Linked DNA regions of Homo sapiens: region 1 is linked to region 2. A link is an interaction called in ENCODE POLR2A ChIA-PET data of the cell type or tissue named here. Cell type or tissue: GM12878. All regions are shown on one strand. Each heading gives the region's core, and the rest is flanking DNA. Links, peaks and the distances in the headings are about the cores only. Region 1 overlaps ADGRA3 (adhesion G protein-coupled receptor A3). Region 2 has its middle 82 kb from the start of ADGRA3.

Evidence for each region. ChIA-PET counts read pairs that join two places held together with the same protein. Peaks named below come from ENCODE experiments on the same cell type or tissue, not always from the same donor. Only the 100,000 strongest peaks of a DNase experiment are listed, where the experiment ranks them.
Region 1: POLR2A ChIA-PET joins it to region 2 with 5 read pairs; 2 of 35 experiments call an interaction of 5 or more read pairs at or near these places.

What each region holds. Positions count from the first base shown.
Region 1 is chr4:22,458,128-22,468,969 of GRCh38, forward strand. ADGRA3 (adhesion G protein-coupled receptor A3) reads right to left here. Exons shown (of 19, transcript NM_145290.4): 3 at 3,610-3,681. Among named protein-coding and RNA genes, the nearest start is that of MIR12115, 52 kb to the right of the region's middle. In GM12878, for the core only: no CTCF peak of the experiment used is centred there; no DNase peak of the experiment used is centred there.
Region 2 is chr4:22,592,165-22,603,006 of GRCh38, forward strand. It overlaps the pseudogene RPS27P13. Among named protein-coding and RNA genes, the nearest start is that of ADGRA3, 82 kb to the left of the region's middle. In GM12878, for the core only: no CTCF peak of the experiment used is centred there; DNase peaks (open chromatin) are centred at 3,577 and 3,817.

The sequences.
Region 1 (10,842 bases), core at 1,909-6,908, 130 kb before region 2:
AATAAAAATCATTCAGCATCAGCCCGAGTTTCTGATAGGGTAGATCTTAGCCCCTACACTTTTGCTTTCTACTTGAGGACTCATGTTCCTAGGCATGGGTGCAAAACTGACTCCAGCACAGACAGAAGCACAAAGAAAGTGAGTCACTGCTATAAATCATGCTCACCTGCTGCTGCCCCTCAACTCCCTAATGACCTGTGTCTGGAGGTGCAGCCTGTTTACGGTCATGCTCCATATCCCCTGCCTGTGTCTGGATAGCTGAGTCCTAACAACTTCCAAGACTCTTAGCAGCTAAACTCTAGCTACTGCTTCATCTCTTTGTAAATGTATTTCAATTCCATATCCAGACTCTTGGTCGGTGTTCGTAATTCCATTAGACTGCAAACTCCTCGAGAGCTTCCTGATTTACCTGTGTGTCTCCAGACCCTTGCTCACAGTTGGGCTCACAGGATGAACTTCATGAATTTTTGTTGAACTGAACTGACACCGATCACCACCTTATCATTTTGATTACGCTGCTACACCTGGTTGATAGTCCTTTTACTGAACTCTAAACCTGGCTTGGTCCCATGCAATCTGATGCCTAATGTCTACCCTCCTATAATGCTTACCTTCCTTACCTAGAACTCCAATCTCCACTACCACCTACCCCAGACCAGCCAGCTTTTCTAACTTGTTCCATTAAAAGTCTTCACTAGAAAATAATAAAGTGCAGAATGGGCAGAAGAGAAGAAAACTGATTAGTAGCAAGATCTCCTCCAGATGGCCCTGAGTTTCTAATGAGCGCAGACAGACTGATAAACACAGGAGACCACCACTCACCCCCAGCAAAAACTATGGTAGGAAATTCCCTACTGATTCAAATTGTAACTAATTTTAAAAGACAAAGAGAAAATCCTTTAACTCCTACCTTTCTTAATCTTACAGAATTCTGACCCTTAAGGCTGCCTGAGAGAGAAAAATAGGAGGAAAGCTACAGACGATAGGTTTTTAGATGAAAGATATTTTACTTGCAAAAGCAATAAAAAAAAATCTTTTGCAAAAAAGAGCATGACCAATTTTTACAATTGGATTTTACAATAAAAAGGAATAGGTTTTGCAAATACTGCACGTTCTCACTTCTAAGCGGGAGGTAAATGATGAGAACACATGGATACATAGAGGGAACAACACACACTGGGGCCTTTTGGAGGGAGGAGGGTGGAAGGAGGGAGAGGATCAAGAAAAACAACTAATGAGTACTAGGCTTAATACCTGGGTGATGAAATAATCTGTGTAACAAACCCCCATGGCACAAGTTTACCTACGCAACAAACCTGCACTTGTACCCCTGAACTAAAAAGTTAAAAAAAAAAATAAAGAAATAGGTTTTAAACGACTAAATAAGACAGACGATGTCAAAAGTATTAAGATGGAAAGTCAATGTCAACATTTAAGTCATGGCATAATTAAACTAAAAGCAGCCATACCCAGTGTTATGATGCAAATACTACAGAAAACCAGTAAGACATAAAAAAAATACCCACACACACTGGAGGCGGAAAAAAAAAGAAAACTTAAAGAAGTATATAAGAACCCCAAAAAACAAGACACAGAGCCCACCAAAAGGATGACTATAAGGAAAATAAAACCATGGATCTGGTCTCTCTCCCTGATCTTTTGTCCCTGGTCTCCCTACATTTATGTGGTTTCTCCTTATTGCTATCAGGAATACTCTGAAATACAAATCTGATCACGTCAATTCCATAATAAAAAAGTTCTGGTAGCCCCGCACTGTCAAAAGAACAGATTAAACATTTTTAATATAGCAGGTCTTCAAAATCCCAGTCCCTGACCGGCCTGATCTCCCAATATTCTTTTCCCTCTTTCTACTTTCTGCTCTGATCAAAGAACTAAACTACTGTCCCAAGAGATACATTCTTGCACACCTGCGCCCACCCTGTTTGGAAGGCCTTTTTAATACATATTCATTCCTTGGGAGAAAGTTCAAATCTAAACACGTCAGTGGCTCTCATGGCAGGCTGTTCCCATTGCAGGTGCTCTCTCCTTTCCCTAGCAGGTTCTGTTTATGATCTAACCTGTTACAGCGCCTGTGTGTGCGTTCAGACGTATTTTCACTAACGACTGAAGGGTAGCAGAACATGCCACCCAAAACATGTCATGTTGGCATAAGGATTATTTCCAGCTACAGGCAATTGAAAAGCAGATAGATACAAGAAAAGTTCTCTGCTCTACCCTATCTGACTAAAAGCAGGACATAAATTTACAAAGGTGTCCCTCCTCCCCTCTCCACCAGAAAGGACAAAAGTTCCTCCCAGGAGAGGGCTTTGGACCCTTATCAGCCTAGACAAGGCACCAAAGGAATCTACATAACAAACATTACTAACTGGACTTTATCTACCATTAGTCTCCAATATATTTGCCTTCCCACAATTTGCTTTCCCTTAAGAGACTCAAGGTCCTTTTCCTTTGTCTTGTCACTTCTCTAAAAATGTATTGCTCCTTGTTGAAATGCTACATAAGCCAGAGTTCTAAGCCACCTCTTTTGAGAATTACTCTTTTCCTGAGTTTTCTCAATAAACTTGTTTTTCTCCTGTTAATCTGTCTTTTGTTAGAGGTCCAAGCTGAGAAATTAGAAGGGTAGAGGGAAAATTATTTTTCTTCCCCTACATTATCTATCCTCCCCACCCCAAGGGTCTGCAAGATCTTCCGAAGAAGTCAGGGCATGGTAAGTGGCAAGTGCTCAGTAAACGCTTTCAGAAAGCATAAAGGATGGAGAGACAGTCCTCATGGCTTTTGTGTAGAGCCGCTTCTCAAATGTGGGCCTGCTCAGACAGCAACTGTGAAAGGAGCTTCGTATAGGAGATAGGGGAGTTGTTTAGCTTCAGAAGCAATAAAAACTGGTCCTTAGGTTTTAAAATTGTAATATATAGATACACATGAAAATAGCAAGACTTTAAATCATTACTTAAAAGGTACCTCTGTTTATATGGCATTTACAACAGACACAGTTTGAATGGATTCATAATTTGAAAATCGTCTACAGATTATGTGCGCCGGCAAAGCCGACATGGTAATGATTTTAGTAGCATAAGAGTAACACAGCCATCCACCACCAAACAAATCAAACCACTGTGCAAATCAACCACCTTCTCAGCTACTTATATAAAATACTCTTTGTTTTTCTTTCTTTTTGTTTTATTGAGACAGAGTCTCGCTCTGTCTTGCAGTGGCACAATCTCAGCTCATTGTAGTCTCCCATTCCCAGGTTCCAGTGATTCTCCTGCCTCAGCCTCCCAGGTAGCTGGGACTACAGGCACACACCACCATGCCAGCTCATTTTCGTATTTTTAGTAGAGACGGGGTTTCACCACCTTGGCCAGGCTGGTCTTGAATTCCTGACCTCAGGTGATCCACCCGCCTCAGCCTCCCAAAGTGCTGGGAATACAGGCGTGAGCCACTGTGCCCAGCCTCTTTCTGTATCAGGGACCTGGCCAGGTAAAGCTCAAAAAATTATTAAATGTCCATTTTTCATCATGTTAAAGTAAGTTGACAGCTATTTATATAAGCAACAATTCAAACTCGTAAGCAAGCAATTCAAACACTTACAATCTTTTTAGAGATGACAGTCCCCAGAAGGCACCTGGATCTATACTACTAATAAGATTGTTTCGGAGGTCCCTGTTAAAAATAAAATAAAAGTTATTCACATATCAACACTGCAACAAGTATTCAGGCACAATACACTTACCTGCTATACAAAAAAAACAAAAGTATAATAATAAGAGGAGGAAACTGAAGCCAAAAGGGTTAAGCCAAGATCAACCCAGTAGTAAAAGGGAGAGTCAGAATGCAAATTTGACAAATCTGGCTCCAAAGCCTTTTGGTTTGGTCAATAAAATAATAAAAATATACGTCATAAAAGAAATATGTGACCTAATATTATTCAACTTCACAATTATCACTGAACTACAATCATATACATTATTTCTATAATTTCTTCTTTAGTATGCCATACTTTGAATATCAAAGTAAATCTAATTACAATTGTGACAAACATCATTCAGTTGAATTTTAAAAAACCATCTTCAAAAATATACACTCTAAAATTCATGTCTTTTGGTTGTTCATATATTTTCCCTTCCCTGGCCTTCTATATTTAGGTTTTTGGGGTTTTTTGTTGTTGTTGTTGTTGTTGTCATTTGAGACGGAGTCTTGCTCTGTCACCCAGGCTGGAGTGCAGTGGCGTGATCCTGACTCACTGCAACCTCCACCTCCCAGGCTCAAGCAATTCTCGTGCCTCAGCCTCCTGAGTAGAGAGGGTTACAGGCGCCTGTCACCATACCCGGCTAATTTTTTGTATTTTTAGTAGAGACAGGGTTTTGCCATGTTGGCCAGGCTGATCTCAAACTCCTGACCTCAAGCAATCTGCCTGCCTCAGTCTTTCAAAGTGCTGGGATTACAGGCATGAGCCACTGCACTCAGCCTACGGTTAGGTTTTCTATGAGGTGAGGATATAAAATAAATGTGTGATAAAACACAATATATAGCTCAAAGCAAAGATGCACAAGCTTCCTACCATGTGGTATTTGATAGCAATCACCATTTATCCTATTCTTCTCAAGTATGCTGGCACGTCCATGCAAGAGCACTACCACTTGGGGGTGGGAGGCAGCAGTGAATGTCTCAGCCACATCCCTCTACTCCTGTGGTTTTGCAGACACACTATGGCTACAGCTCCCCTCCTGGTGGCTGGGCTCAGCTGGGGACTCGCCAGTTGCCTATACAAGTGTTTGGCTAGACCTCTGTGGAGAGCTGACAGTCTAAATACAGTCCCCTTCCCTAGACCACACTCTTGCCAGTGGCAGGCCCACACTTCCGCTTTATGGGACACCCTCAGCTGGGTCTGTTTGTCAAGACTCACCTACAACCTTGTCTACTGAAGCCAGAGTGGCCTCTGCTCATCTCCCAGGGAAGCTGAAGCCATATGGAGAACTGAAACGCTTTTCAGTTTTTCTTCTGACATCCTTACATAACAGTGGCAACCTTGCCCATTCTTTATACAGCCACGTGTAAGCTTCCAACACTATTCTTCATTTAAGGATGCACATGACATTGGTGAAACCAAACAGACATGTAGAGAAATGCTCAGTACAAGCCAAAGTAACCAGTACCTCCAGGGTTCCTTAGTCCCTTACTTACTTGAAATGTACAAGACCTTCCTGGAAGTAGACCCTGGACCACTGGCGCCACCTGTCAGCACAACACTGTGCTAGGCTCTTTAATAACAATTGCTCCGTCATGGCCATGCTCACCCGTGCCCAGGCAGTCTAAATTATTTAGAGGAAAATCCTCAGTTTGCCTTCTCCATCCTCTCCAAATCAGAAAGCAGCGGGCATCCCTTCTCTACCTATGCTCCAAGGAAGTCTGGCTGCAATGAGCACAGATTCACGTGTTTTCTTCCATCCAATCACAGGCACATTCAACGTTACTGTCCCACCAGCTAATGAAAGTGAACTGCTATACATGGCATGCCTCATAACATGTGAGTTTTCTCTCAGGCTCATTCTAGCAATATAGAAAAAGTTACAACATCAAAGTTGGTTACTAGTTGGATTCCCCAGAAATTTCACAAAAGCATCCTGAGGAGGTTGGCCCTTTGCTCAGCAGCAGTGGTTGTCATTCATTTACCGTAAGCCCAGCATTTTTGATGTGTCAGTGGCACTGTGGCTTCCAAGCTATGTGTGCTGTTTAACACCTGGTGATAGAGACTGGACTAGAAATTCTCAAGAACGTTGCTCTGGAAATGCAACCTGTGAATCCTGGGATCACTGTGACCTCCAGCAAATTCTATGGTCTTTCTTGCATCTAATCCTCATTTTAACACACAGGCACTCCTCAGTAGCTAAGGTTGGGACTGCAATTCTACCACCTCCCCACAATCAGAGCCAGGTTTTTCTAAATAAAACCAAACTCCCTGCAACCACCACCCCCAATACTTCACAATATTTTAAAAAACAAAATGATTATTAAACACCAGTATAAAATCTATGCTCTGATTACCATCACTGGGTAGGTATTTCATTAATCAGAATTCTGAAAACTTCATATTCCACAAGAAGAAAACAGCTTTGTCAATGCTGGTAACTACCCTAACTTTTTGGGGTTTTGCACCCTGGCCTCTAAGACATTTTCTAAATAAAGTATCTGAAAAGATCTGAAAAAGTCAGGAAGCTTCACGAAATACATTTAAATGGTCAGAAAAGGTCTTAGTAGTCAGGTAAACTCACAAATCCCATCCTTCTCTCTTCCAACCAGTGTTTAAGTTCTCCTCTTAACTTGGAGTAAAAAGACGGTCCCTGGTGTAGCAATTTCAACAGAAAGAGGAATATTATGCAGAGGATAAGTTCCCTGCTGTGAATGCCATGGCCCCAGCATCCCTTATCTCCAGGCACCTGCTGCAGTAGACACTGACAGCATGGCAGCGCTCACGCCTGCAGTCCCTCTACCTGCAACTCTTCCCCATGCAGCTTTCTCTTGGGCACCTCCTGAGAGTCAACCCATGAAGGTCAGAGGTAAAGGGCATGAATGGCCATAGGAAGAGTCCTCACCTGGAATGAAAACAGGATATCCCAGGGGGCTGGGGGGTCTGAGTGTGCTCCTTGCTGGCTCCCAGCAGTCCCCAGTATCAGCTGCCTGCCGCAGGAGCTGCCTGGGAAGACACTGCCCTAACGGCTGCCCTTGCGTCTCATGGTCCAGTACCAAATATGAGGGCTGTTGGGCAAACCTCCCAACCAAATCACTACACTGAAAGCTCACCTGGGGACCTGCTTCTGGGGAAATCAGCCTGGTAATGTGAACCAGCCGGTACCCAGGCCAAGCAGAGACCTAAGGAAACTCTGCCCACTCCATTCTGAGGACAAATAGTGAAAGGTGTAGACCAGAAGCCATTCAAAAATTCCAAACTTCTACAATGAGTGAAGGTGGGAAAGGTTTGCAACTATCAAGGATTCCAAAATTTAATAACACTATAATTATTGCTATCAATTATTTAATGTTTAATTTTCTTTTGGTTGGGGGAGCAGCCTTCTCCATTGCTTTAAGATGGAAACACCTCTACTTCTCCATATGGTACAGGTAGTACCCCCAAATTTTCAACACCATCCCTTCAGGCATGACACCTGACCAACCTTGTGCAGATTTTTCAAATACTCTGGTCTTAGCAATTATACGACTTTGGTCTAACTAAACCTAGGACTTGTGGGAGAGGGAGGGATGAGCATAGACATTCCCACTGGTTTGATAAGAGGTCAAGATCTGAGTCTGGAGCTGCTAACGGCCCTGTTGCTACAATCTGAAGAAGCCAACAGATGGGAAACGAGAAAAATGGTGAGCCCCTGGATCCAGCCAAGCCTGAAATCCACCTCTAACTCTGGGCTGTTTGGATGCACAAACCAGTAAATATAGTGAGTTGGTGTCTATCACTTATCAGACCATTAAGACCTTATAATCACCCTAGGAGGCAGTGTCATTGTTTCAGATGAGGAAACTCATGCACATAAAGATTAAGAAATTCGGCCAAGTTGTTGATTTTAATAAGTGGCCAGGATTTAAGTGTATCTTTCTGACTGACACAGTGGAGATTTACTAAAGGAACCAAGTAAATTTATAGCTAAAATAATAGGAAAACAGGTAAACCAAACACACTGAAAAGTTGGCCATGATCAAGTTGAGTTGCTGGAGATAACTTTCTTTCAACTTCTCCATATGTTTGAAAAACTAAGTTATTTTATGTGGTAACCCCCACCCTTCCAATTAGGCCTCAAAGTCACTGCCTCTCTGTCCTGGTCATCATCATCACCCTAGCCCAGGTTGTAAACCACACAAGTTCTCACCTGTGTCCGATTCTCCATTTGAAGTGATCTTTTTAAACACAGACCTGATCAAGACTTTGCTCTGATTTAAACCTCAAAAAGATCCACAGTCCCTCAGAAGGAAGTTCAGGTGCGTTAAGGTAACTTCCAAGGATACCCGTGGTCCCAGCCTTGCCCACCTTTCCTTCACCAACTCTCACTTCCCATCTGCTCAACACCTTCCCTTAACACTCACCCTGTCTCTCTTCATTTATACCAGTCATACTGCAAGATGTTTCTAGAAAGGGTATTTCCTCTCACCTCTAGACCTCTGCACTTGGGATTCCCTGTCCTGAACGCATCTCAATCTCCAACTCACAACTTCACCTCCATCCCTCTTCACCCACGTATCCTTGAGGCCTTGGGTGAAACTCCATTCCTTCCTCCAGAAAAATACCTGTGAATGCTGGGCGCATTGGCTCACGCCTATAATCCCAGCACTTTGGGAGGCCGAGGCAGGTGGATCACCTGAGATCAGGAGTTCGAGAACAGCCTGGCCAACATGGTGAAACCCCGTCTCTACTAAAAATACAAAAATTAGCCAGGCGTGATGGCGCACACCTGTAGTCCCAGCTACTCAGGAGGCTGAGGCTTGAACCCAGGAGGCAGAGGCTGCAGTGCCGAGATCACACCACCGCACTCCAGCTTGGCGACAGATCAAGACTCCGTCTCAAAAAAAAAAACTTGTGAACAACAGCACTCTGCGCCCTGTCCTGTGGCATCTCTTATCACGCTGTACCAAGTGCACCTCAGTTACTTCAACTGTCCTCACTGAGAGACCACAGGTTCCACAAGAGCAGGCTCTGCTCCACTCAGCGAGGGGGTGACACACAATATAGAGTGTGTGGATGGATATGTTCATGGACGAAAGAATACACCAAGGCTAGGAGACAGAATTACATTAACCTTTCTATAAAAATATTTTTAGTAAGTTATGGTTGGCTACAAAATTACAAGGCTGTTCATAAAGCCAGATAACGTGGAGAATGCGGTATCTCATTACTAATCATTTCCATTTCTCCATAAAAGTAGACAGTCATGACATCTGTAGTTGACCTTCGAATAATTCACCAAACATATGTAAGCATATTCCAATATAGAAGAAAAAACGATGGCATATTCTTAATAATTACTGAATTGTTGAACTGGGTAAGTAAATTGGTAATATGAAAGATTATGGCATTGCCCTTTCAATTCTTCCGTATGTTTAAAATTCTTCATAATCAAATGTTTGATCCCCAGCATTTTAAGTCCCAGGAGGTACAGTTAATCATCAGGACTTACTTATTAGTTCCTATCTCCCTCCCTGCAACTCCCCAACTGACCCTCATTTCAACAAGATAAGATTATTTTATGAAAAAATTCAACCTGTATGTTTTTGACTTGTTTTGCATAAGCTAAAAAGCTCTGTAAATAGAAATATATAATGTCAGTTCCATTTTTTAAAAACACACGTTTCCCTTTTCAGATTTTAAACAGCATCTACAACAGGAACTGAGTTAGTTAGCTAAAGCAGTACATCAATTTGGAGTCAATGATGAACTGCATATGTTTCTACAAAATACCTCTCATGAATAACTGAGCACTGTAATATGATTTAAAGATGTACGTTTTCTTTAATAAAAAATTCTTGACATATTATATAACATTTAATAATAGCCATATTAATCAAGCATTGCCAAAAGATATTTATAGTCAGATTCTCTCATTTAACATCCCCTTTTTCCCCCACCAACCCACAGCTTCCCTAGTAAACAGGAGTCTGACTTCAGGATGTATGGCTAAATCTGAATACATTGGATCATTAAAGCATAAATGAAAAAAGCACAATAATTGCTTAAATAGAACTAAAGGAATATTTTAAGTTCTTGGTAAAAGAACTACCTCCTATAGGAAAGAACATGAAGTATACCAGGTAAGATGCCTTTAACTACAAGTATCAGAACCCTCAACTCAAAATGGCTTGAACAATCACAAAAGTAATTATCTGGCATTACAGGAAATCAAGAAGTCAGGCCTTTGTGGTTGGTTCCACGCATCTCTCAGATCCACCATCCTCAGAATGTAACTGTGCCTTCAGGCTGAGCCTATGGTATCCCAGGTTCAGAAATCACCTCCAACCACAAAGTCATAAAAAGGAACAGACTTTCTTCTCGTACCTCTCCTTAAAAGCTAGGAAATCTTTCTCCAAACCCCACAGCAGGCTGCTCTGCTCCTCATCTCTTATTGACTAGGACAGACTCTGTCAATAGCTGGAAGAGATGCTGAATTACCTTAGCGGCCTAGGGGTAGGATTAACATTGGAAAGTCAAACACACTGACCAGTAGGCAACTGTAGTGTCAGCAGTGAAGAGAATATGGGGGAGGTATGTCACTAAATACTGGTAACAAAATATATAGCACAATACAAGAATGTCAATTCCATAAAACGAAGACAGAGATGGGACTCGGTGCGGTGGTTCACACATCTGTAATCCCAGCACTTTGGGAGGCTGAGGCGGACAGATCACTTGAGGTCAGGAGTTTGAGACCAGCCTGGCCAACGTGGTGAAACCCCATCTCTACCCAAAATACAAAAATTAGCTGGGTGTGGTGGCACACACCTGTAATCCCAGCTGCTTGGGTGGCTGAGACAGGAGAATCGCTTGAACTTGGGAGGTGGAAGTTGCAGGAAGCCAAGATCATGCCACCACACTCCAGCTTGGGCAACAGAGTAAGACTCTGTCTCAAAAAAAAAAAAAAGATAGAGATGGAAGAAGGAAGGAAGGAAGGCTATAGACTAGTGAACACATGGATGATGGATATAAAAGTCTCAGTGCTAAAAACAATCTAAAAAAGGTATCTATCAAAAAACCAAGAGGAAAATTTATAGGAAGTATAAATTTTAGATAATTCCATCTTCTAATAATAATGTTTTTTAGCAAGTAGG
Region 2 (10,842 bases), core at 1,930-6,929:
CTTTCCTGGTCACAAGGTCAAGGTCAATATGGCTCACATGGGTGATGCCATTTTCTTCTTGTTCTCATAACATCCAGAAGATGTGCTGGCTGATCAGCAGTTTTGCAGAACTGCTACTTTGCTTCTCAGGGAGTGCTCTAGAATATATTTACATAACTTGAGAAAAATATCTTCAGCATATACTGTATGGCCAGTACTGTGCCTGAGCCCTCTTAGTGTCTAGATGTGAACCGTAGTTAGAGTCTCATGGTTAAAAGTTGTTTTGTATTTCAGTCTCTTCTGCCACTTGGTTTTTCAAATGTTTTCCTTTTTGAGACAATCACAATTACCTGTATATGTAAATTTTATTGTTAAAGATGAGTACTGATCTTTGGACTTGATTTTGGGTCATAGGCTTGCAAAGCTTTACTTAAGACTTCAGTAAGTAAAGGCCCATGACTGATTTGTAGAATCACTGAAATAATAGTAAGACTCTACTTCTCAGAAGATGAAACAGAGTCTTAAAGAAGTTTATTATTAAATTAGACACTTTTTTTCTCTTTTTTTTTTTTTTTTTTTTTTTTTGAGATGGTGTCTCACCCTGTTGCCCAGGCTGGAATACAATGGCACGATCTTCACTCACTGCAATCTCCATCTCCCGGGTTCAAGCAAGTCTCCTGCCTCAGCCTCCCAAGTAGTTGGGTTTACAGGTATGTGCCACCCCCCTGGCTACTTTTCGTATTTTTAGTAGAGATGGGGGTTTTGCCATGTTGGTCAGGCTGGTCTCGAACTCCTGACCTCAGGTGCTCTGCCCACCTTGTCCTCCCAAAGTGCTGGGATTACAGGCATGAGCCATTATGTCCAGCCAACAGCTGTGTTTTTAACTTGAATTTTATTCTCTAATTTCTGATAAGAATTTTTATTTGGGGTGTGTTATGATATTTGAATATCTGATATTTTGTGGGAGATGGAGATTGCAGATGATTTACCAGATTTGCAGAGCAAGTAATAGAGGACAGTTTATTCCTTCTTAGTTTTCACTTGCTCTTCTTCCACATGCGTTAGCCACTGTTAGCTCCACTCCAGATGAGATAGAGCTTCTTTTCTGTCTGAGCATGAATTTGCTAGGAGCCATAAGATAAGTTTTTTTCTTAGGTCACACAGTTATTAAATAAATATTCACTGAGTTTAATTTATGAACAACGAAAGTAAAACCAGACATGATTCCTCCCCAAAAGATGAGCGCATGTGAAACAGTGGGGAACACAACATCTTTCAGGTTGCCAGTGTATGGTGGCACTACAGGATCGAGGTTATGTATTATAGACAATAAGTAAGGAAGACATATCTGAGCTGATTCTAAGATCAGAATCTGGTGATGTGTTAATTGAACACTTGGCAATTGCTTTCTTAGTTTACCCATTCAGATTACTTATCCTATTGAGGAAATGAAGACAGAAAAGATTGGTGGCTTTATTATATGTTACACTGATGCTTTGGGTTAGAGAGCATGGGTTGTATAAAATATTTTAAAATGTGGATGGATAATTTTAGACCAGTTAGGATGGCTACATTAGAGAATCCAAGGCAATGTCTGCCATTATCTTTACAACACACACTGATTTTTTTGTGTACCTTGTCATTATGTAAGCTGCCTACAGGGCTGTGGTAAGTCACGGACAGGGTTAAGGAGAAGGGTACATGTCGAGAAACTAAATCACATTTGGAGAGGAGATGTAACAAAGGTAGGGTTCAGAGGTTTACTGGTAACAATTCCAAATTTGGAATGAAAAAGTTACTCTTTGTTTAGCGTTCAAGTTGGGAGTTTGCCCTGCAAGAGACAGTCAACAACTGACTTCACTCGAATGTGCTTGGAAAGGGAAGAACTTAAACCAGCCATGAACAGGAGAAGAAAGCCAGGTTTTCTGGAAACATCGCCAAAACCCAACAATTTCTCAGAATGTTCAGAGGCGCCAGGGGGGTGTTTGCATTTCAATGGAAAAAGTTCTGAAAGCGCCTTTCCGGCTGTGACGACATAACCCACACGAGAACATGCCTCTCGCAAAGGATCTCCTTCATCCCTCTCCAGAACAGGAGAAGAGGAAACACAAGAAGAAACGCCTGGTGCAGAGCCCCAATTCCTACTTCATGGATGTGAAATGCCCAGGATGCTATATAATCACCACAGTCTTTAGCCACGCACAAACGGTAGTTTTGTGTGTTGGCTGCTCCACTGTCCTCTGCCAGCCTACAGGAGGAAAAGCGAGGCTTACAGAAGGTTATTCCTTCACGAGGAAGCAGCACTAAAAGCACTCTGAATCAAGATGAGTGGGAAACCATCTCAATAAACACATTTTGGATAAAAAAAAAAAATTCTGAAAGCTCTGGAAACTATTCTGTTTTACTTTCTCATTGAAAGGCAAAAAGCATGGCTGTAAATAAGAGACAGAAGCACTTGCTATGGCTTTGTTAAGAGTGAAGAAAAGGGACCTCTGGAAAATTTGAATTGTCCAATCCTTTGCCACAGAGCCAAGACAAAGTGGTCCAAGTCATAATGGCAAATAGAAAATAAAAGTACTTCCTCTCTGAGAGAAGAAATAGAAGTAGCAGTTTTTATGGGGGCCCTGGGGTGGGTGTGGGCATTCACTATCTTCAATTTCAGACCTCTTGAGTTTAAGGTGCCTTTGAGAGCTGGAGGTAGATAGCAGGACTGAAAAGCTGGGTATAGATTCAGGAGTTGTTGGCTGGTCCCTGCAGCTGGATTCATGGGCCTTGATGGCACTGCCCAGGGAGTAATTTATAATATTACTCTTAATAACGTATCTTTTGTGATTTACCTTGAATCTAGAGAGAAGTGCAGTTATATTTCTTCACACCATCAAGGAGACCTAATTGTCTCCAGTCACTGATAAGATAAATGATGGGAGAGGGTGGGGTGCTCAAAAGTCAGTCTTTTCTGGGGACACAGGTCAGTGTGTCTCTCCTGGGTCCCTCTGTGCCACAGCTACTCCTCTTAAATCTTGATTCAAGGGCTTCAGAAGCTAATGGCATAGTTATGAGAGGGGTGAAGACTGTGACTGCATTTCCAACAGACCCTGAGGACAACTGGGAAGAATGAGTACGGAGTCCTACTATCCAGTGCCATCTGCCCCATCTCACTCTCCATCCTTCCCTTTGCCCTTCCACCTTCAGTTGTTCATTCAACACGTGTTTTCTGAGCACGATCTGCGCTCCAGGCACTGGGCTGTGTGTTGGTGGTATAGCTAGCAAGACAGATTTGGTCCCTGATCTTATGGGGCATCCTTGGGGACAGGGTGGGGTAGGGAGATACAAATAAGAAAACCAAGAATTATAATTATACTTATGGGAGGTAATGAGATGGAGAAAAAACTTGGTGCATGAAAGTGCAAGAAAAAATTTGGCTCAGGAAAGTATGAAAGAGGAATCCTGGCTCGCAGGTGAGGGAGGGTATCTGGGAGAAACTGAACCAGGCAGAATCATTTCTGTTTCCTGTCTCCGTGACTTATTTCCTCTCTCTTGAATATTCTTCTCCATTTTGTTTGTCTAGTTAACAGACCAGGGCATGGAGCAAGCTGGTTTAATCACTGCATCAAACAGAAGAGTAGATACAGATAAGCTCATTTTACAGATTAAGAACCTGAGCTCAGAGAATTTAAATAATGTGCCAAGTTAACACAGCTATTGGTGGAGCTGGTGTCTCAAATCTCTGTCTTAGTCATGTCTGGCTTTTTTCAGCTGCGTCATATATCAAGCAATCTATTTCTGGTTTAATGTCCGTTAAATGAACTGATGTCAGGAAAGCACCAGGCATATGCCTGTTACAAGAGAGTATGGTGGTTAAGAACATGGACTTTTGAGTCAGATAGAACTGGTTATGTGTCCTCTTCTGTCGTTTTCTCTCTGGGTGACCTTGGTTATCTGATTTTGGTTTTCTGAGCTTCAGTTTCCTTATCTGGAAAATGAAGATAGTAACAGCATCTACCTTGTTGGATGATAGGAAATGCCTGTAGAGATTCCTTAATGTAAATATGTTCTCCATAAATATGAGATATTTTTATTGATTTAGGCACTGAATATTTTTGAGCAATTTCTATATGATAAGCAGTTTTTAGGTAAGTATTTCTTATTCTGCTTTTTTCATCTCTTTCTCCTCTTCCTTCTCTCTCACAACAACATGTAGCAAAGTTAAATGTTCAATGGCAATAAAAACGAGTGAGAAAAAAGAGAAGGATAAGACAATTGAGAGATAGAAATGGGAAAGAGAAAAGAGAAACTTAAGTGGAGGCAAAGGCAAAGAAAGAAAACAGAAGCAAAGAAATCACAATTATGGGTAACAGGAAGGAACAGTGAACACTTGAGGAGAGTGGGTAAAGAGAGAAACTACTGAATTACAGTCTCTCCAAGCTATGAGCTTTCCAATATTTCAACTGCTTCGACACAAAACAGCTGTTTCTGTTGTGAGGCTATTCAAGTTGATCCAACAAGCTAATTTCTATGGTCCTCTTGGATGCAAGGATTGAAACTGTGATTTTATTTGCCAGTTCTTTCAATTTTTGGATTTAATTCCTATTTTTTTCTGCTTGAAGCCAAACAAGCTTAAAATATGAGGACTGAGGACGTAACACAATGTGAATGTCAAGGAGAAGTTTCTATTGGAAATAGTGCTCTGGTTTGACAAGACCATCGGAAGCTGAAAACTGACATAACCTTAATGTATATAAGTAGATAAGGCTGTTCCCCAAGGGGTTCAATATGCTTTTATAGATTTATCATTCTATCTTCCTTCCAAGTTTTGCAGGAAAAATGAGACGATTCTTTTGTTTGCAAATTTACAGATAAATAAATCGAGATAGACTTGTGTAATAACTTGCCTGAGGTGACTCTGTAAAATGAATGGAGAAGTCAGGCATGTAGTCCAGTTCTCTAATTCTAACCCGGTAAACATTAGTTAGCAGGGTGTCTTGTTTTTTAAAGAAACTCAAAACCTTAAGGAGGAACTGCAACTTTATAAATGAAACACATTCAAAATGTTTGGCCCTCACTATTTTATTTCTTAGGTTTGTGTCTGTACATATTAAATGGGGATGGCAATAGCAAAAACCAATCAATTACATTTGGCAGGAAAGAAGTAGAATAAGTTGGTGTTTTCACTATTAGGATTTATAAATTTCATTGGATTTCAGATATCTAATAGATTTGGGATATGGCTGTTTAATATTTCCGTGTATTTAGTTGTCTGAAATTAGTATTGGTCAGCCAGCCTCCCCTCCCCTTGCATTTCAGGTTAATGCCAACAATAATGTGTGTGTCCAAGAGGGTTATAGGGGAGCAATGGAGGGGTGCACCCTGACTCTGACACCTTGTTCTGAAGTATACAGTTGCTAGACAGAGTTCTTCCTCTTGTTCTCTGGAATGTGGTGAAGAGGAAGGAACCAGCTGTCTTGGGTTGCAATTTCAAAATGTCAAGTTTTCTTTTTATGTGTATGTGTGTGTGTGTGCATGTGTGTGTGTATGTGTATGTGTGTGTGTATATGTGCGTGTGCGTGTGCATGTGTGTGTGTTATGGCCAGGGATTGGCAAGAAAAAGATTTTCACAGGTGAAGGCATGGCCTGCCCCTCCACACCTGTGGGCGTTTCTCGTCGAGTGGGACAAGAGACTGAGAAAAGAAAGACACAGAGACAAAGTATAGAGAAAGAAAAGTGGGCCCAGGGGACCAGCACTCAGCATATGGAGGACCCGCCCCGCTCAGCATATGGAGGACCCGTGCCGTGCCGGCACCGGTCTCTGAGTTCCCTCAGTATTTTTGGATCATTATCTCTACCATCTCGGAGAGGGGAATGTGGCAGGACAATAGGGTAATAGTGGGGAGAGGGTCAGCAGGAAAACATGTGAAAAATGTTTCTGTATCATAAACAAGTTAAAGAAAAAGGTGTTGTGCTTTGATGTGCACATACATAAACATCTCATTGTATTAAAGAGCAGTATTGCCACCAGCATATCTCACCTCCAGCCCTAAGGTGGTTTTCTCCTATCTCAGTAGATGGAATATACAATTGAGTTTTACACCCAGATATTCCATTGCCCAGGGACGAGCAGGAGACAGATGCCTTCCTCTTATCTCAACTGTAAAGAGGCCTTCCTCTTTTACTAATCCTCCTCAGCACAGACCTTTTATGGGTGTCGGGCTAACGGAAGGTCAGGTCTTTCCCTTCCCACGAGGCCATATTTCAGACTATCACATGGGGGGAAACCTTGGACAATACCTGGCTTTCCTAGGCAGAGTTCCCTGAGGCCTTCCTCAGTGTTTTGTGTCCCTGGGTACTTGAGATGAGGGAGAGGTGATGACTTTTAACAAGCAAGCAAAGCACATCCTGCATAGCCCTAAATCCATTAAACCTTGAGTCTACACAGCACATGTTTCTGTGAGCACAGGGTTGGGGGTAGGGTTACAGATTAACAGCATCTCAAGGCAGAAGAATTTTTCTTAGTATGGAACAAAATGGAGTCTCTTGTGTCTACTTCTTTCTACATAGACGCAGTAACAGTCTGATCTCTTTTTCTTTTCCCCACACACAGGCAAGGGGGATGAGTCCATAAGATGACACTGGAATAGGGGATTGGCTTGGGTGCACCAGGGGGCCAGAGACATGGGTCATCCCTGGAGACGGGAGTTGGGACGCTCCCCTGGGATGGAGACTGGAAGTGCAAGAGAGAAGAAAGTTGTTGTGAGGTCAGGAGCATGGTGGCTGGAGAGATCTTCAAAGTATGAAGAGCATCAGCTTCTGGGTCAGATCGCCCAGGTCTTCCACCTATTAGTTGGGTGATTTTAGGACAATGTCATCATTGGTGGCTCCCTAGAATCAGACCTTAAGTCAAGGAGTTGAGAGCAAGTTATTAACTTAGTGTTGATTCCAGGAAACACTGGCAGGAAAGTAGGGAACTGAGAAAGGAAAGGCACAGAATATAGGGTGGATTATCGAGCAAGTTAGCACAGTGGGAATAGGAGCTGAATTCTACTGAGGAGCCCTCAGAGCAAATGGAGAACGTATCTTCCCAGAGTTATTCCAACACAATCCTATGGAGGGAAGAGACAGACCCTCTCATATTGTTTTATATTGTTTTATACTCAGTACCTGTTTTAAGAAAAAGCAACAAGGAAGTAAAACCAAAGACAGGCAGCCCGGCGCCAGGCCCGAAACCGGGCCTGGGCCTGCCTGGCCTAAACCCAGTAGTTAAAAATCAACTCGTAACTTAGAAACCAATGTTATTCATAGATTCCAGACACTGTATAGAAGAACATTGTGAAACTCCCTGCCCTGTTGTGTTTCTCTCTGACAACCGGTGCATACAGCCCGTCACGTACCACCTGCTTGCTCAAATCAATCACGACCCTTTCATGTGAAATCTTTAGTGTTGTGAGCCCTTAAAAGGGACAGAAATTGTGCATTCGGGGAGCTTGGATTTTAAGGCAATAGCTTGCCGATGCTCCCAGCTGAATAAAGCCCTTCCTTCTACTACTCGGTGTCTGAGAGGTTTTGTCGGTGGCTCGTCCTGCTACATCTCCTGGTTCCCTGACCAGGAAGTGAGTTGACTGAGGGAGGGCCGAGGCAGCCCCTTAGGCTACTTAAGCCTGCCCTGTGGGGCATCCCTGCGGGGGACTCTGACCAGCCTGAGTGACGCCTTCCAAAGAGCGCTCCCGGGTGGGAAATTGTCCTGGTGGAACGCCTCACCAGAGCAACAGGTAGCAGGCCCCCGCGGAGGATTAACACAGTGGCTGAACACCGGGAAGGAACTGGCACTTGGAGTCCGGACATCTGAAACTTGGTAAGACTAGTCTTCTGAACTTGCCCCACTCCACCTGAGTGGAAGCGTGGCCTGATCACCCACGGTGTGCCTGTATTGGCACCTTTGTTCTGGTTTTGACTTGCCTTGACTTGGTAAGACTAGTCTTTTGAACTTGCCCCACTCCATCTGAGTGGAAGCATGGCCTGATCACCCATGGTGTGCCTGTACTGGCACTTTTGTTCTGGTTTTGACTTGAACTGAATTGCTGGATACTTTGGTTTTGGTTTTTGACCTGGCTTGGATTTCTGGATACTGTGATTTTGGTTTTGATTTTGGTTTGGCGTAAACAGCAAAAGTGTGTGTGTGTGCCCTTTTACCTGTTCTTTGTTTTGTGGTGTGTGTGTGTGGTGTGAGCGTGGTGTTTTGTCTCGAAAAAACATGGGTCAGGCGCAAAGTAAGCCCACCCCACTGGAAACTATGTTAAAAACATTTCAAGAAAGGATTTAATGGAGACTATGGAGTCACTATGACTCTAGAGAAACTTAGAGCTTTGTGTGAAATACACTGGCCAGCATTAGAGGTGGGTTAGCCATCAGAAGGAAGCCTGGACAGGTCCCTTGTTTCAAAGGTATGGCACAAGGTAACCTGTAAGCCAAGGCACCCAGACCTGTTTCCGTACATAGACAGTTACAGCTGGTTTTAGACCCCCTTCCCCCCTCCACAGTAGTTAAGAGAACAGCAGCATAAGCGGCTGGCAGAGGCAAGGAAAGACCAGCAGAGAGTAAAAGAGGCCACCTATACCAATTCTAAGTTAATTTAGACGAAACAAGGTCTTATTAATAGCAAAGAACAATTGAAAACCCAAACTTACAAGGTTTTCAACAAAAGTGAAGTTTGCTAAAGTTAACAGTGTAACATGTATTATGGTAACTTCTAATCTTGTGGCCTTAGACAGTCTAGTTCAAAGACATAAAGTTCGCTTTAAAAAAAAGAAATGGTTATCTTCAAAAAAACCAAAATTATAAGAAGACATAAAAATGTAAATTTTTACCTACATTAAGAGGTTAAAAAAATTATTGTTTTAAAAGTTTAAGCAAGTTTTAAAACGTTAATTGTAAAGAAAATTCTGTGTGTAAACATATTAGCTAAAGTTAAAAAGGTATCATCCAGTTTTTCTGTGAACTGGACATTAAAAATGCAACAGGTTTTTCTTAAAGCATCAATCTGCTCTTTAACAAAAAATATAAAAGGTTAAAAAGAGTCTATAAAATCTTACATTATGGTCAAACATGAAAAATTGAATAAATATATCTACAAGATTTTATTAAAATTAAGTTTAACATTAATAACACACTAATATAAAGGTAAAATTTAACTTATCTGGTATAAAAATCATACAAGAAGCGTTATTAGATATAAAATGATGTTTAGCTTCCTTTGGTCTAAAAACTAATAAAAATAGGTGCTAAAAAGACGTTCATTTTACTAGAGGATCCTAGAAGTTAAAGACTTAAAACAAACTTTGACAATTAAGACAGCATACCAAGATGCAAATGCCTGGTTGAAATGGATCAGATGTTCCATCTGCACGTTAAACAAAAGCAATTGTTATGCTTGTGCACATGGCAGTCCAGAGGCCCTGATTGTCCCCCTTCCACTAAGGTGGTCCTCCAGTCGACCAGGCGTGGGTTGCGTGGTAGCTCTTTTCCAGGATTCTACAGCCTGGAGTAATAAGTCATGCCAAGCTCTCTCTGCTATATCCCGAAGTCCCTGCGGGTCAGCCACTGAGGGCCATCCAGCTTCCGTCTCCCAACACTAAGTTCACTTAGTGTCTCTCATGGCAGGGAGGAGACTTAGCATTCCTTGGAGACCTGAAGGGATGCAGTGAGCTTAAGAATTTTCAAGAGCTTATCAACCAGTCAGCCCTTGTTCATCCCTGAGCGGATGTGTGGTGGTATTGCGGTGGACCTTTACTGGGCAATCTGCTGAATAACTAGGGTTGCACTTGTGCTTTAGTCCATTTGGCTATCCCTTTCACCCTGGCATTTCATCAACCAGAGGAAGGAAAAAAAAAAAATAATAAGACATCGTAAAGCGAGAGAAGCCTCTTATAGGTCTTTCAACTCTCACATCTATTTAGATGCAATTGGAGCCCCGCAAGGAATACCAGATCAATTTAAAGCTTGAAATCAAATAGTTACAAGATTTAAGTCAATATTTTGGTAGATGACAGTCAATAAAAATGTAGATTAGATAAACTACATCTATTACAACCAACAGCAACAAGCTTTTCATGAGTTTAAAAAAAAACTCAGGTTGGTCCCAGCCCTGAGGCTACCTGACCTGACAAAACTCTTCATCACACTCTATGTGTCAGAAAGAAAAAAAATGGCAGTTGGAGTTTTAACCCGGAATGTGGGGGCCCTGGCCAAGGCCAGTGGCCTATCTCTCAAAACAACTAGACAGGGTTTCCATAGGCTGGCCCCCATGTCCAAGGGCCCTGGCAGCAACGGCCCTGTTAGCACATGAAGCAAACAAGCTAACTCTTAGGCAAAACCTAAACAGAAAGTCTCCCCATGCTGTGGTGATTTTAATAAATACCAAAGGACATCATTAGCTAATAAATGCTAGATTAACTAGATACCAAAGCTTGCTCTGTGAAAATCCCCGCATAACCCTTAAAGTCTGCAAAACCCTAACCCTGCCACCTTACTCCTGGCATCAGAGAGCCCAGTTAAACATAACTGTGTAAAAGTATTGGACTCAGTTTATTCTAGTAGGCCCAACCTCCGAGACCACCCTTAAACATCAGTAGACTGGGAGCTGTACGTGGATGGGAGCAGCTTCGTCAAGCCCTGCAAAGTGACTCTGAAGAAGATGACAAGCCCTGCTCCAGTCACACCCGGAAGCTGACTGCTCCACACACGGCCGAAACATGAGGAAACTCATCGCGGGACTCATTTTCCTTAAAATTTGGACTTGTACAATAAGGACTTCAACTGACCTTCCTCAGACTGAGAACTGTTTCCAGTATATACATGAAGTCACTGAGGTAG